Linked DNA regions of Homo sapiens: region 2 is linked to region 1. Evidence: chromatin contacts called from ENCODE Hi-C data. All regions are on one chromosome and are shown on one strand. The core of a region is the stretch at or near the end of the contact, and the rest is flanking DNA. Distances in the headings are between cores, read along the strand shown.

Region 1 (6,470 bases), core at 3,805-6,304:
GAAACTTCTGGAATTGAATGCAATCTGTTAAAAGTAAAGACGTGTTAGGCCAGATAATAATATTGCTTTAAGCTTGCCTATCTCTAACACTTATTAGGAGAATATATTTATATCTGTCTTTTTAAAGTAAGTATTGAAACAGCTTTGTTTAATTCTCTTTTGGTAAGAAAGATTTCTTTCATAACATTTGCATAATTTTTAAAAAAATAATTGTACAAAAATCACAGAACCAGTAAAGAAATATCTGTGACTTGAGGGTCTCAGGAAGGCAGTATCAAATGGAGATTCATTTATTTATTTATTTATTTATTTATTTATTTATTGAGGTGCTGTCCTTTTTTAAGAGTGTATTTGTTCCTCTTTTTGTAAACTGCAGACAACTTGAACTGATGGTGAGGTCTGGTAAGAAAAAAAAAAAAAAAAATTCAAAGCTACCAAGGGAGAAAAGGTGAATTTCATTGGATTACTAAATTCACAAACAAACTTTATAGGTCATCATTGAACATTTTATTTATATTAGAATAAGCAAGCATTGAGCAAGATAGAAATAATTTTGCTTCAGGTTATCATCATTGTGAACTATCACAAGGTATAAGCACAGAAATGACAGAAGTTCTGGCACAGAACAAGGAATTTGCACATGGTCCAATAACATGAACAAAAAAGGTTGTATTTATTTATTTATTTATTTATTTATTTATTTATTTATTTATTTATTTTTGAGACAGAGTCTCACTCTGTTTCCCAGGCTGGAGTGCAGTGGTGCAATCTTGGCTCACTGCAGCCTCCACCTCCTGGGTTCAGATGATCCTCATGCCTCAGCCTTCTGAGTAGCTGGGATTACAGGTGTGCGCCACAACCCCTGGCTAATTTTTGTATTTTTAGTAGAGACAGGGTTTCACCATGTTGACCAGGCTGGTCTCAAACTCCTGGCCTCATATGATCTGCCTGCCTTGGCCTCCCAAAGTGCTGGGATTGCAGGCATGAGCCGCTGCACCTGGCCAAAGTTTCATATTTCTTGTGATGACACTGAATTTTTAGACAAAAGAGATATATTGACTTTGTGTGTTGATGGTTTCAATTTAGAAAAGACTATTTGGGCTGGGCGCAGTGGCTCATGCCTGTAATCCTAGCACTTTGGGAGGCTGAGGTGGGCGGATCACGAGGTCAGGAGTTCGAGACCAGCCTAGCCAACATAGTGAAACCCCATCTCTACTAAAAATACAAAAATTAGCCAGGCGTGGTGGCACGTGCCTGTAGTTCCAACTACTTGGGAGGCTGTGGCAGGAGAATAGCTTTAACCCAGGAGGTAGAAGATGCAGTGAGCCCAGACTGTGCCATTGCACTCCAGCCTTCTAGTCTGGGGGACAGAGTGAGACTCTGTCTCAAAAAAGACTATTTGGGAATTTGTTCATCAAAATTTATGCATCCACTTTATTTTCTCAAAGTTCCTCTTACTGGAAAGCATTTAAGTATTTTGATTCTTTTTAAAAATAATTTCAACTTTTATTTTAGATTTGGGGGGTTCGTTACATGGGCATATTGTGTGATGCTGAGGTTTGGGGTACATATTATCCCATCACCCAAGTAGTGAGCTTAGTACCCAATAGGTAGTTTTTCAGCCTTTACTCTTCTTTTTCTCCCCTCTCTAGTGGTCCCAATGTCTATTATTTCCATCTTTATGTCCATGTGTGCCCAGTGTTTGGCTCACACTTATAAGTTGGAACATGCAGTATTTTGTTTTCTGTTCTTGTGTTCATTCACTTAGGATAATGACCTCTAGTTGCATCCATGTTGCTAAAAAGGATATAATTTTATTCTTTTTCATGGAGGTATAGTATTCCATGATGTATATTTACCACGTTTTGTTTATTCAGTCATCTATTGATGGCCACGTAGATGGATTCCATGTCTTTGCTATTGTGAATAGAACTATGGTGAACTTTTTGGTATAACAATTATTGTCCTCTGGTTATATATCCAGTATTGGGATTGCTGGGTCAAATTGTAGTTCTGTTTTAAATTATTTGAGAAATTTTTAAACTGCTTTCTACAGTTTAGAAATTGATCTAATTTACACTCCCACCAACAAAGTATAAGCATTCTCTTTTCTCCACAGCCTCACCAACTTCTGTTCTGTTTTGACATTTTAGTAATAGTCATTCTGACTGGTGTGAAATGGTATCTCACTGTGGTTTTGATTTGCATTTCTGTAATAATTAGTGAGGGTGATCTTTTTTTCATATTTTTTGGCTGCTTTATGTCTTCTTTTGAGAAATGTCTGTTCATGTCCTCGTTTCACTTTTTAATAGGGTTGTTTTTTGCCTGTTCAGTTGTTTAAGTTACTTATAGATTGTGGATATTAAGTTTTTGTTTAATGCATACTTTGTGAATATTTTCTCCCATTCTGTAGGTTGTCTGTTTACTCTGTTGATAGCCTCTTTTGTTGTGCAGAGGTCTTTAGTTTAATTAGGTCCCACTTGTCAATTTTTGTTTTAGTAGCAATTGCTTTTGAGGACTTAGTCATGAATTCTTTGCCAAAGCCAATATTCAGAATGGTATTACCAAGGTTTTCTTCTAGGACTTATAGTTTGAGGTCTTACACTTAAATCTTTAATCCATCTTGAGTTACTTTTTGTATATGATGAAAGGTGGGAGTCTAGTTTCATTCTTGTGCATATGGCTAGCCACTTATCCCAGCACCATTTATTCGGTAGGGAATCCTTTCTCTTAATGGTTTTTGTCAACTTTGTTGTATGTCAAATGGTTGTAGGTGTGTGGCTGTGTTTCTGGGTTGTCTGTTTTGTTTCACTGGCCTATGCATCTGTTTTTGTACCAGTACCATGCTGTTTTGGTTACTGTGGTCTTACAATATACTTAAAAGTCAGGTAATGTGATGCCTCTGACTTTGTTCTTTTTGCTTAGGATTGCTTTGGCTATTCAGGCTCCTTTTTGGTTTTGTAAGAATTTTAGAATCAGTTTTTCTAATTCTGTGAAAAATGATGTTGATAATTTGTTAGGAATAGCAGTGACTGTGTTTGGGCAGAATGGCCATTTTAAGGATATATACTCTTCCAATCCATGAGCATGGAATGTTTTTCCATCTGTTTGTGTCATCTGTGATTACTTTCAGCAGGCTTTTGTAGTTCTCCTTGTAGGGATCTTTCACATTTTGGTTAGCTATTTTCCTAGGTATTTTATTTTTCAGGTGGCTATTTTAAGTAGGATTACATTCTTGATTTGGCTCTCAGGTTGAATATTATTAGTGTGTAGAAATGCTACTGATTTTTGTGCATTGATTTTATATCCTGAAACTTTGCTAAAGTCATTGTTCAATTCTAGGAGACTTTTGGTGGTGTTTTTAGTGTTTTCTAGGTATAGAATCTTACATCAGTGAAGAGAGACATTTTGACTTTTTTTTCCTATTTGGATGCCTTTTATTTCTTTCTCTTCCCTGATAGCTCTGGCTAGGACTTTCAATACTATGTTGAATAGGAGTGGTGAGAGAGGGCATCCTTGTCTTGTTCCTCTTCTTAAGGGGAATGCTTCCAGCTTTTGCCCATTTAGTGTGACATTGGCTGTGGGTTTGTCATAGATGGCTCTTGTTATTTTGGGGTATGTTCCTTCAATGCCTAGTTTCTTGAGGTTTTTTTGTTTTGTTTTGTTTTGTTTTATCGTGAAGGGATGTTGGATTCTATTGAAAGCTATTTTTGCATCTATTGAGAGGATCATATGGTTTTTGTTTTTAGTTCTGTTTGTGTGGTGAATCACATTTATTCATTTGCATATGTTGTACCACCCTTTCCTCCCTGGAATAAAGCCCATTTGATCATGGTGAATTAACTTTTCTGTATGCTGCTGGATTCAGTTTGCTAGCATTTTGATGAGGATTTTTGTGTCTACGTTCATCAGGGATATTGGCTTGTCGTTTTCTTTTCTCACTGTGTCTTTGCCAGAATTTGGTATCAGAGTGATGCTGGCTCCATAGAAGGAGTTAGGGAAGAGTCCCTTTTCCTCAAGTTTTTAGAATAGTTACACTGGCTCTTCTTTTGTACACAACTTTATAAACATACCTGTAAGCGTAATTTTGCAAAGATCTTTCATTCATCAAAGAGAATTCCTTTGTGAAGTAAAATGGTAAATAGTCTAAGCATCTTGCTTTCAACTTGACTCAGAGCCAAATGTGTGTAAGCATTGAGAGGGTTTGCCATTTTACATTCCTTAGTCTGAAGAAGGGAAGAAAGAGAACATCCTTAAACCCTAAAAATATTACTTGGCCTGTATGGCATTTGTACGCAAAGGTAGAATCTGAGACCTTGCATAAGATTTACTGGAAATGCTACATCTCCATGAAAGACTACATCAAGAGTGTCAAAGCATGATTAGTTGGGGCACATTCATATTTTTTTGTTAGGGAGTCTATGTCCTCTCTTTTATGTATTGTTTGACGTCAGATGCCTTTAAAGTAAAACTATAAGAATTATTAGTCATTTGATGAGAAGTAATAAATGTTATATAGAGAAACATTACAAAATAGAGATAGACTCAGGATAGGGGACCATAGAGCATACAACCATGAACACATATCATTTGCTTAAATTAGTTAAAACACAAAAGCAAAATATTTGAAATAGTCAAAAGAACATTTTCAATTCTACCTAATAATTTATTGGATGAATTCTTTTATTTTTTTAAATAGTTTACTGGCCGAGTTGATAATATGATCTATCCTAGTTATTAACCAGCAGAATTTTAATTTAGTTTTCAAGGTTCTCCATGGTCTAAACTCAACATGCCCTTCCAGGCTCAAATTACACTCTTCCAGTTCAAAGGCCCATCTGAAATGGGCTGCTTCTATTATGTTGCCCAGGCTTTCTTATCTCTAGCTCTTTGCCCTGATACCTTTGTCTTTCTACTTGGAGTACCTATTCTTTCCATCTTTAATACCCCACCTTCATTAAATGACCCTTTCTAATTACTTCCTGCATGCTTCAGCCAGATGTAATCTCTTCTCTCTGATTATCACATAACACTATTTTGTGCTTCTGTGGTTTTCACCTTACTCATCTCTGTTGTACTGACAAATGGACTGTGAGCTCCGTATTTTTTATCTTCACCCTTATGCATTGCGTAATTAAAACCTTGTACACAGTACAGGTTCAGCAAACACACACTGAATAAATTAATAAGTAGGTGAATAGTTTTGTTGTTTACATTCACTAACAACCCATTCTGATTCATGTTTACATGGACAGAAAAAGAATGAGTTGATTATTAACTAAATTTAATGTATGTCATCTGTATACCTAAATTCTTTGGGTTAATATTAAAAAAGTATTCTTCCAAGTTAGCATGAATTTGACCTATCTTTTAGAGTGTTCAGATTGGTTCACTCATGTTGACATTAGTCAGTTTTGAAATTCAGACATAAAGGTATACACATATAGATTTGACATTTGAGATTAACTTACTTTTTTCCAGTTAGATTATGGAAGAGATAAACAATGACTCAGAGGAAAATGGAGAGGCTATAGAGGTGAAATACTGTAATAATGTGGCTAAACTTGCTTGAGAGAAGATGAGACATAAGCCTGCTTTGTTAGTCCTTTCATAGAGAAATGACTCAGCACTGTTAGAGAATATGATGAGGTTACATTGTTCTTTCATCACAAACTGTTGAGTTAATGGTGGCATATATAGAGTATAGCTCTGATTCATAAGACAATTGGTCATTGTGCTTCTCTCTTTTTATTTTTTAAAGCAAATTAGTGCTTTAAAAGAGCATAGTAATCTGGTTCTTTTCATGAAAACTGATGATTAAAAACAAACTACGAAAATAATTTTAAATACACCTGGGTTTCCAAATGGACAGAGGTTGTTGAAAGTCATTTTTAAGTTCCTTCAAAGCTACAAAGTCTATGTGTTTCTCAAATTATCTTTTGCAAATCTTAGTAGGAATTAAACTTGTGCAAATCCAACCCCTGGCTCTTTTTAGCCTCGTGAGAGCAGAGTATGCATCGTGCTTTCGTTTTGGATGAGAAATATACAAACTGTGTGTTGACTGGTGGAAAGCAGAACAATGGATCTCAGCAAATTGTATCATGCCCAGCTCTGACTTGAGACGCAGAATCAATTCATTTTCAGTGTCATGACAGGATCTGAGATAGAAGTGAGTCTCTTGTTGCCATCATGAGAAAAGATACGTATGTCCACAGTTTTGGGGAGAGGGAGCATGGGAGCTGGGTGCTTCACTGCCAACACAGCCTCTGATCACCTGATATGTTACAAAATCAATTTTATCTTCTGCTGCATTTCATGTGACAATTCAAAGAGCAACATTTGTTTTTCTACTCTTTACATTCTCAACTTCCATGGAGGCATAATTGCCATGAGTTAAAGCTAGGAGGAGAGTGATCACTGCACACTGATTTGGATATAAAATCTATGGCCATTTGAAAGGGAAACCTTCA
Region 2 (6,506 bases), core at 469-2,968, 50 kb after region 1:
ACTTTCTGTTTTCAGAAGCTTATTACTATATGTAAAAAACAACAACGACAAAAACTATTGCTTTTTTCTTCTGCACTTGATCAAAATTCTGTTTAGGTATCCACATTTTACCATTATATGTATTCAACAGTGCAGAATGCTGGTGACCAGTTTTACTTGTTAACCAAGGCATGGCTGAGTCCTCAGAGACTTTTAATTTGACTCCATTCTTAGGATGATGTGCTGCATTTCTGCAATGGCACCCACTGGCGTGCAAAAGAAAAACTGGATTTTCCAGGTTAAGCAGAAACATGGACGCCATACTAAACTCTGAACAGACACATTCATGCATCTTCTTGTCCACCAGCTGCAGGAACTCAGGGGTTTTACTACTTCATCCTTTTATGCCCAACACCCCATCAGCTCCAGAGGCAGCTTGGCTGCATGCCAATGTCAGTGTAGAATTATTCTATCCTCACGGGTTCATATCGTTTGTCAAGTCACCAAACACTCAGAAATATTGATGAGTCATCTACCTAGATGTTTTTGTTCATTTGTAAGACTAACTTGTACAGAGTTTTGAGTTTTCTTAAGATTTTAGAGATATAAATAAACCATCAATTAAGGATTTAGAATTCACTAAAAATAAAAGCTTTAAAAGGTTGTGATTTGAAAGATATGCTTAGTGCTGGAAGGTGTTTAAGGGTCAACTATTCTGACTTAGAGGAAGATAAAGCAAGTAGTAGGTAAGGGATTTGCCAAAAAATTACATAGCTGGTTAATATCAATGCTGAGATTGAAACTCAAGTCCACTGCCTGCTGGACGGGGAATGTTTCAAAGGTGCTTGATACCAAAGCATAGGTCCTAAGTCCTCATCATCCTGTATGAAGCATGCACATGATGCCACATGGTAGCTGAGGCCATGCTCTGAAGGATGTCTACATGAAACAACCATGAAAAATCATATAATATGGGTTACATTCCCAACCCACATCTTCTCAAATTCACTAGAAGGTGTCCATTTTGTTGACAAAACTGAATTTGAAGTATATGCAATAAATGACACCAACATTATTTTTATGGCTAAAAGTACTTGAAGAGCACGCTTCCTGTTTTTAATCACTAGCGTTCCTTTAGCTGCAGTCAGCCATATTTGTTGCTTACATTATAAGCATATGTTTGTTTGGTTTGCTCTAATTCTTTGCCCTCTTAAGGGAAAAGCAAGGGAGGTTTATGAAGGGCCTTAAAATGAGAGAAACTAATTAATTGCTGACTTTTTATATTTATCAGCAAAGGAAAACATTTCTCTACTCTCATAACGCTTCTGACACCAAATGTGCGGATTTTCTACACATTACAATTCTCATACCAACTAGGTGTCCTATAATTTAATTCAGTTCTGGCTCTGGAGTTAGCACAGACCCCACAGTTTAAGGAATCAGTCCCACAGACTGCTCCACTTCAGATGGTGATCATAAGCCTGGGCTCCCTATACTTCTTACTGACAGGCTATAAATCAGAGGTTTCTCACGATTCCCTCAAGTTCAATAATTTGTTAGAATGGCTCACAGGACTCAGGAAGACACTTGACTCACCATTGTCAGTTGATTATAAAGCACACAACTCAGAAACAGCCAAATGAAAGAACGGGGTATGTGGGAAGGGCCGTGGGGAATCCACGTCCTCGCTGGGCTCGCCACCCTCCCCGCACCTCCATGTGTTCACCAACCTAGCAGCTCTTGGAACCCCTTTATTTGGAGTTTTTGTGGGGGTTCCATTACATAGGTGTGATTGATGACATCATTGGCCACTGGTGACTGGACTCATCTCCAACCCCTCTCCCCATCCTGGAGGAGGGAGAGTGGAGCTGAAAATTCCAACCTTTTAGTCACATGGTTGGTTCCTCTGGCAAGGGGCTCCCATCCTCTGAGTCACCTTATTAACGTAAACTCGGGTATGCTTGAAAGGGGCTTATTAAGAGTAACAGAAGATGCTCTTCTCACCCCTATCACTCGGATAATTCCAAGAGTTTCAGAAGCTCTTCTGTCATGAACAGAAAAATTCTCCTGTCACCCCATCACTTAGAAATTTACATGAGTTTGCTGGGCGCGGTATCTCACGCCTGTAATCCCAGCACTTTGGGAGGCCGACACAGGCGGATCATGAGGTCAGGAGATCGAGACCATCCTGGCTAACACGGTGAAACCCCGTCTCTACTAAAAATACAAAAAAATTAGCCGGGCGTGGTGGCGGGAGCCTGTAGTCCCAGCTACTCATGAGGCTGAGGCAGGAGAATGGTGTGAACCCGGGAGGCGGAGCTTGCAGTGAGCCGAGATTGCGCCACTGCACTCCAGCCTGGGTGAGAGAGTGAGACTCCGTCTCAAAAAAAAAAAAAGAAATGTACATGAGTTTTGTGTCAGGAACCAGGGCAGAGGCCAAATGTATATTGGTATTAAGTCACAATCAATACGTACTTTTTAAAAATGTAAATTTATGTATAAATGAAAATAACTACATTTCTTGCTTTCACAAACCTTGTTGTCAATGTGGAATGATTTCTCACCAGTTTAAACACAGTTGAGTTCTTACATAAGGAAAAATGGGAAGCAGAGGTTAAAACATGTATATTAACTGTGGTGTTCTGAGTGTAGACTCTGGAGTTCAACTATCCAGGTTTGACTTCTTCCATTTCTGAGCTATGAGGTCTCAGGCAAGCTACTTGCCTTCTCTTTACTTTAGCATTTCATCTATAAATTTAGTATGTCACAGGCACCTAACTTTTAGCATTGTTGGGAGATTGAGATGGTGCATGTCAAATGCCTGCCATGACACCTTCTCAGAGCTGGTACTCAATAACAGTATTAAACATTTTGTCTGGGCACAGTGGCTCATGCCTGTAATCCCAGCACTTTGCCAGGCTGACGCCAGAGGATCACTTCAGGCCAGGAGTTCAAGCCAGCCTGGGAAACATAGGGAGAGCGTGTCTTAAAAAAAAAAAAAAAAAAAAAAAAGTCTATCTCCTGTTCCCATGTTTTCATTCATTTTTTAAGTAATTTTTTTTTAATTATGGCAATTTTTTTAAGTAAAAAAAAAAAAAAACAAAAGCCAGGCACAGTGGCTCACATCTGTAGTCCTAGCTTCCCAGGAGGCTGAGGCAGGAGGATCACTTGAGCCTAGGAATTCAAGGCCAGCCTGGGCAACATAGTGAGACCCCATCCTTAAAAATATATTTTTTTAATGTATGGAGTACCTACCAAGTCCCAGGCACTACTGTAGGCACTGAAGGCACAGAATTGATAGATGAGGTCCTTATTCTAGTAGAACTATGAAAATTTTCTTATTCAGAATAAAATTTAGGAAGCAACCAGAAAACACATATAGACACTGTCATGCCAGGCCCCTATTGATTCCAACAGGGATGGCTCGGTAAGAGACCCGGAGCCAGTGAATGAGACATAGGGTTTATAGAAGACTTATATACAGAGCATTCTCGGAATGGGAGGCTGGATAGGAAAACCACTACCATTTGTAAAAAGCATGCATATTATATAGCATGTTCACTTAGCAATCTTCACCAAGCAACCTTCCTTTAACCCAAAACAAAAGGCCCCTGATCCCTGTATAGTCTGCATTCCAAATGATAGGCCAGGGGTTCAGATGTTCTTCATAGATGAGGAGTGAATCTCCAGCTTGACCACTCCTGGATTCTTCTCAGGGTATGCTTGAGTTATTGCTGTTAGGTGCATCTGCCATACAGACCCATAGCATGATTTTCTCTAAGAAGCTTTGTGATGCATATTGGTAAACGTTGTAAAGTTTTAAGTGGACTTCAATTAATTTTTAAAAAGTAAACATACATGAATAAATATCATCCCTCCCACATAGCTTTAAATTACTTCTGATATGTCCCCGATTTAAAAAAACAAAGGGTCAGTCAGGTGTGGTGGCTTACACCTGGCGTGTAATCCAGTGCTTTGGGAGGATGAGGTGGGAAGATCGCTTGAGGCTATGAGTTCAAGACTAGTCTGGGCAACATAACAAGACCCCCATCTCTTAAAAAAAAAAAATTAGCTGGGTGTGATGACACATGCACATGCCTGTAATCCCAGCTACTTGGGAGGCTGAGCTGGGAGGATCACTTCAGCCCAGGAGTTCGAGACTGCAGTGAGCTATGAATGTACCACTGCACTCTAGCCTGAGCAACAGAGTGAGACCCTGTTTCTTAAAAAAAAAAAAAAAAAAAAAATCCACCAAGCAAACCAGCAAAAAGTTAATAATCTAGGGCTTTACCTACCTGGTACGAAATAAAGGAAGCATAATAGAGAAAGTTCTCAGAACTGGCTGTGCCCCTGGTTCCGGGTGGGCAAACTCCCTATTACTTATATAACCTTCCTCACTTGCTTGAGAGAAGGGAGTTGCTGGGAGTTCTTGTTAGAGGTTTTGCAGAAATTGCCCACAGCTGAGAGTTTCTAATTTAGAGTCATTGTTCCAGTGAATGGAAATGAGCTGAAGGAACAGCCGTGACACTCACTTTCAGCTAAGCAAGGAGACCTGCCCTGGGAACAGGCGGAGTGAAAAGCCCAGTCCTGAGCATTACCCAGCTCCTTTGACCTTTTCTCTCCAGAGCTACATCTCTCTTTCCTTCCCTTCTCCTGCATCACAAAAAAACCTGTTAAAAGTTATCCATCTTTCTTCTTTGAGCATGAGAGTCCATACAAACACTTCCATTTCATGTATACCCAAATTCCAAGTGATCCTGAAGGAACATTTAAAGTTGAAGTTTTTTGTTTTGTTTTGTTTTTCTGAGATAGAGTCTCAATCTGTTGCCTAGGCTGGAGTGCAGTCACACAATCTCAGCTCACCACAACCTCCGCCTCACAGGTTCAAGTGATTCTCCTGCCTCAGCCTCCCAAGTAGCTGGGACTACAGGTGCGTGTGCCACCATGCCTGGCTAATTTTTGTATTTTTAGTAGAGATGAGGTTTCACTATGTTGGCCAGGCTAGTCTCAAACTCCTGACCTCCTGATCTGCCCGCCTCGGCCTCCCAAAGTGCTGGGATTACAGGGATGAACCACGGCGCCCAGCAAACTCATGTAAAGTTGAAGTTTAAGTGGCAGAGAGAATGCTGTGCTGATGAAATTTGGATAATTATATAACTAATTTCTGGCAACATTGTAATATGATGCCAGGGTGTCTTCTTTTCTTTTATATAGACAAAATATATTGTTGAGATTTTTAAATAAGTATTAACGAAATAGAAAGAATAGTCTTCAGAGAAAAACTCTTTTAACGTAACCTTTTTTTTTTAACCACTTCCATGAGAAATTGTCAGGGTTGTCAACATCATGCTTCATGGCTTTTGAAATCTGGACTTTAACACAAAATCCCTTTATACATACTGGAAATTATTGTGCTTTTTGGATAAGATTGAGGTCTTATTCAAAATTCTTACAATCATAGAAACAGATAACACACTATCATTATCTGTGACAAGAGGATAGGAATGGGAAGGATAATTAAAATGCTAGCATTGGGTCTTTCAAATTATGTTCTCTGAATCTTAGCACAGAAATAAAATATTAGAATTTTAACCTCTAAGATATATTTTTAAAGTTTTTGGCTGGGTGTTGTGGCTCAGGCCTATAATCCCAGCACTTTGGGAAGCCAAGGTGGGTAGATCACTTGAGTCCAAGAGTTTGAGACCAGCCTGGGCAACATAGAGAGAACTCAGCTCTAGAAAAGATAAGAGATGAGATGGGAAGATCGCTTGAGGCCAGGAGATTGAGGCTGCAGTGAGCCATGATCATGCCACTGCACTCCCACCTGGGTGACAGAGTGAGACCCTGACTCAAAAAAATAAAAAAAAAAAGTAAAGTTTCTATTGGAGTAAGTCATTCAGTGTCTCAAACTTTTGTTTTAATGCCATAATTCAACTTTAATGGCTCTTTGTAGACTAAAATTAATATCTGCAGAAAATAGCCATTTAAAATAACTTACTATTTATAGAAAAATAACATAAGGCACTTGTCATTTATTGAAGGTAATGGTTTACTCTGAAATTTGTACAGTGAGGATTGGAATTTTTATTTGTATTTATTTAAAACATACTTATTTTGTTCTAGGGATGCTCTTTATAGGTGATAACTCATTCAATCATCATTACCTATGAGAAAGGTATTATTATTATTTTTTTACTTTACAGTTAAGAAAGATCAGGAACTCAGAAAGGTTAAATAACTTGTCAAGTTGCACAACTGATAAGTAGGTAGAACCGGGACTTAATTCCAGGCCATCTGGCCCTCAGAGTTCCTGCTTATGCCCCCATGCACTGGTGCCTCTTGCAGCACGTCAAAGAGTTTACCAAGACGAATGAGCTCAGAAATTTGAACATCTAACCAGCCATCTGTCTGCCCTTCTGGCCCTTCCAGGATATCAATGTTTCTTATAAAATGGACATAAATTCCTGATGAGACAAGATTTGTATGGAGAGCCATGGGACTATCACCCCTATTCTAGACACATAATA

The links. Hi-C counts contacts between places; a loop is a spot of excess contacts on that map.
Region 2: a loop to region 1 is called in a map of Right ventricle myocardium inferior, with 2.3 times the contacts of the local background. The contact joins the promoter of MACROD2-AS1 here to the enhancer-like site in region 1. A Hi-C loop is called at or near these places in 4 of 168 maps with a recorded cell type or tissue (PC-3, Right ventricle myocardium inferior, chondrocyte and 1 more).

The regions. Positions count from the first base shown.
Region 1 is chr20:14,874,002-14,880,471 of GRCh38, forward strand. All of the region lies in intron 5 of MACROD2 (mono-ADP ribosylhydrolase 2), which reads left to right. Among named protein-coding and RNA genes, the nearest start is that of MACROD2-AS1, 52 kb to the right of the region's middle. Within about 2 kb of position 5,055, at least 4 of the 41 ENCODE cell types and tissues checked have a DNase peak (open chromatin) inside an H3K27ac peak, as active enhancers do; they include PC-3 and mammary epithelial cell, where a contact is called at or near this core.
Region 2 is chr20:14,927,800-14,934,305 of GRCh38, forward strand. MACROD2-AS1 (MACROD2 antisense RNA 1) reads right to left here and starts at 1,719. Exons shown (of 2, transcript NR_110318.1): 1 at 1,576-1,719. All of the region lies in intron 5 of MACROD2 (mono-ADP ribosylhydrolase 2), which reads left to right.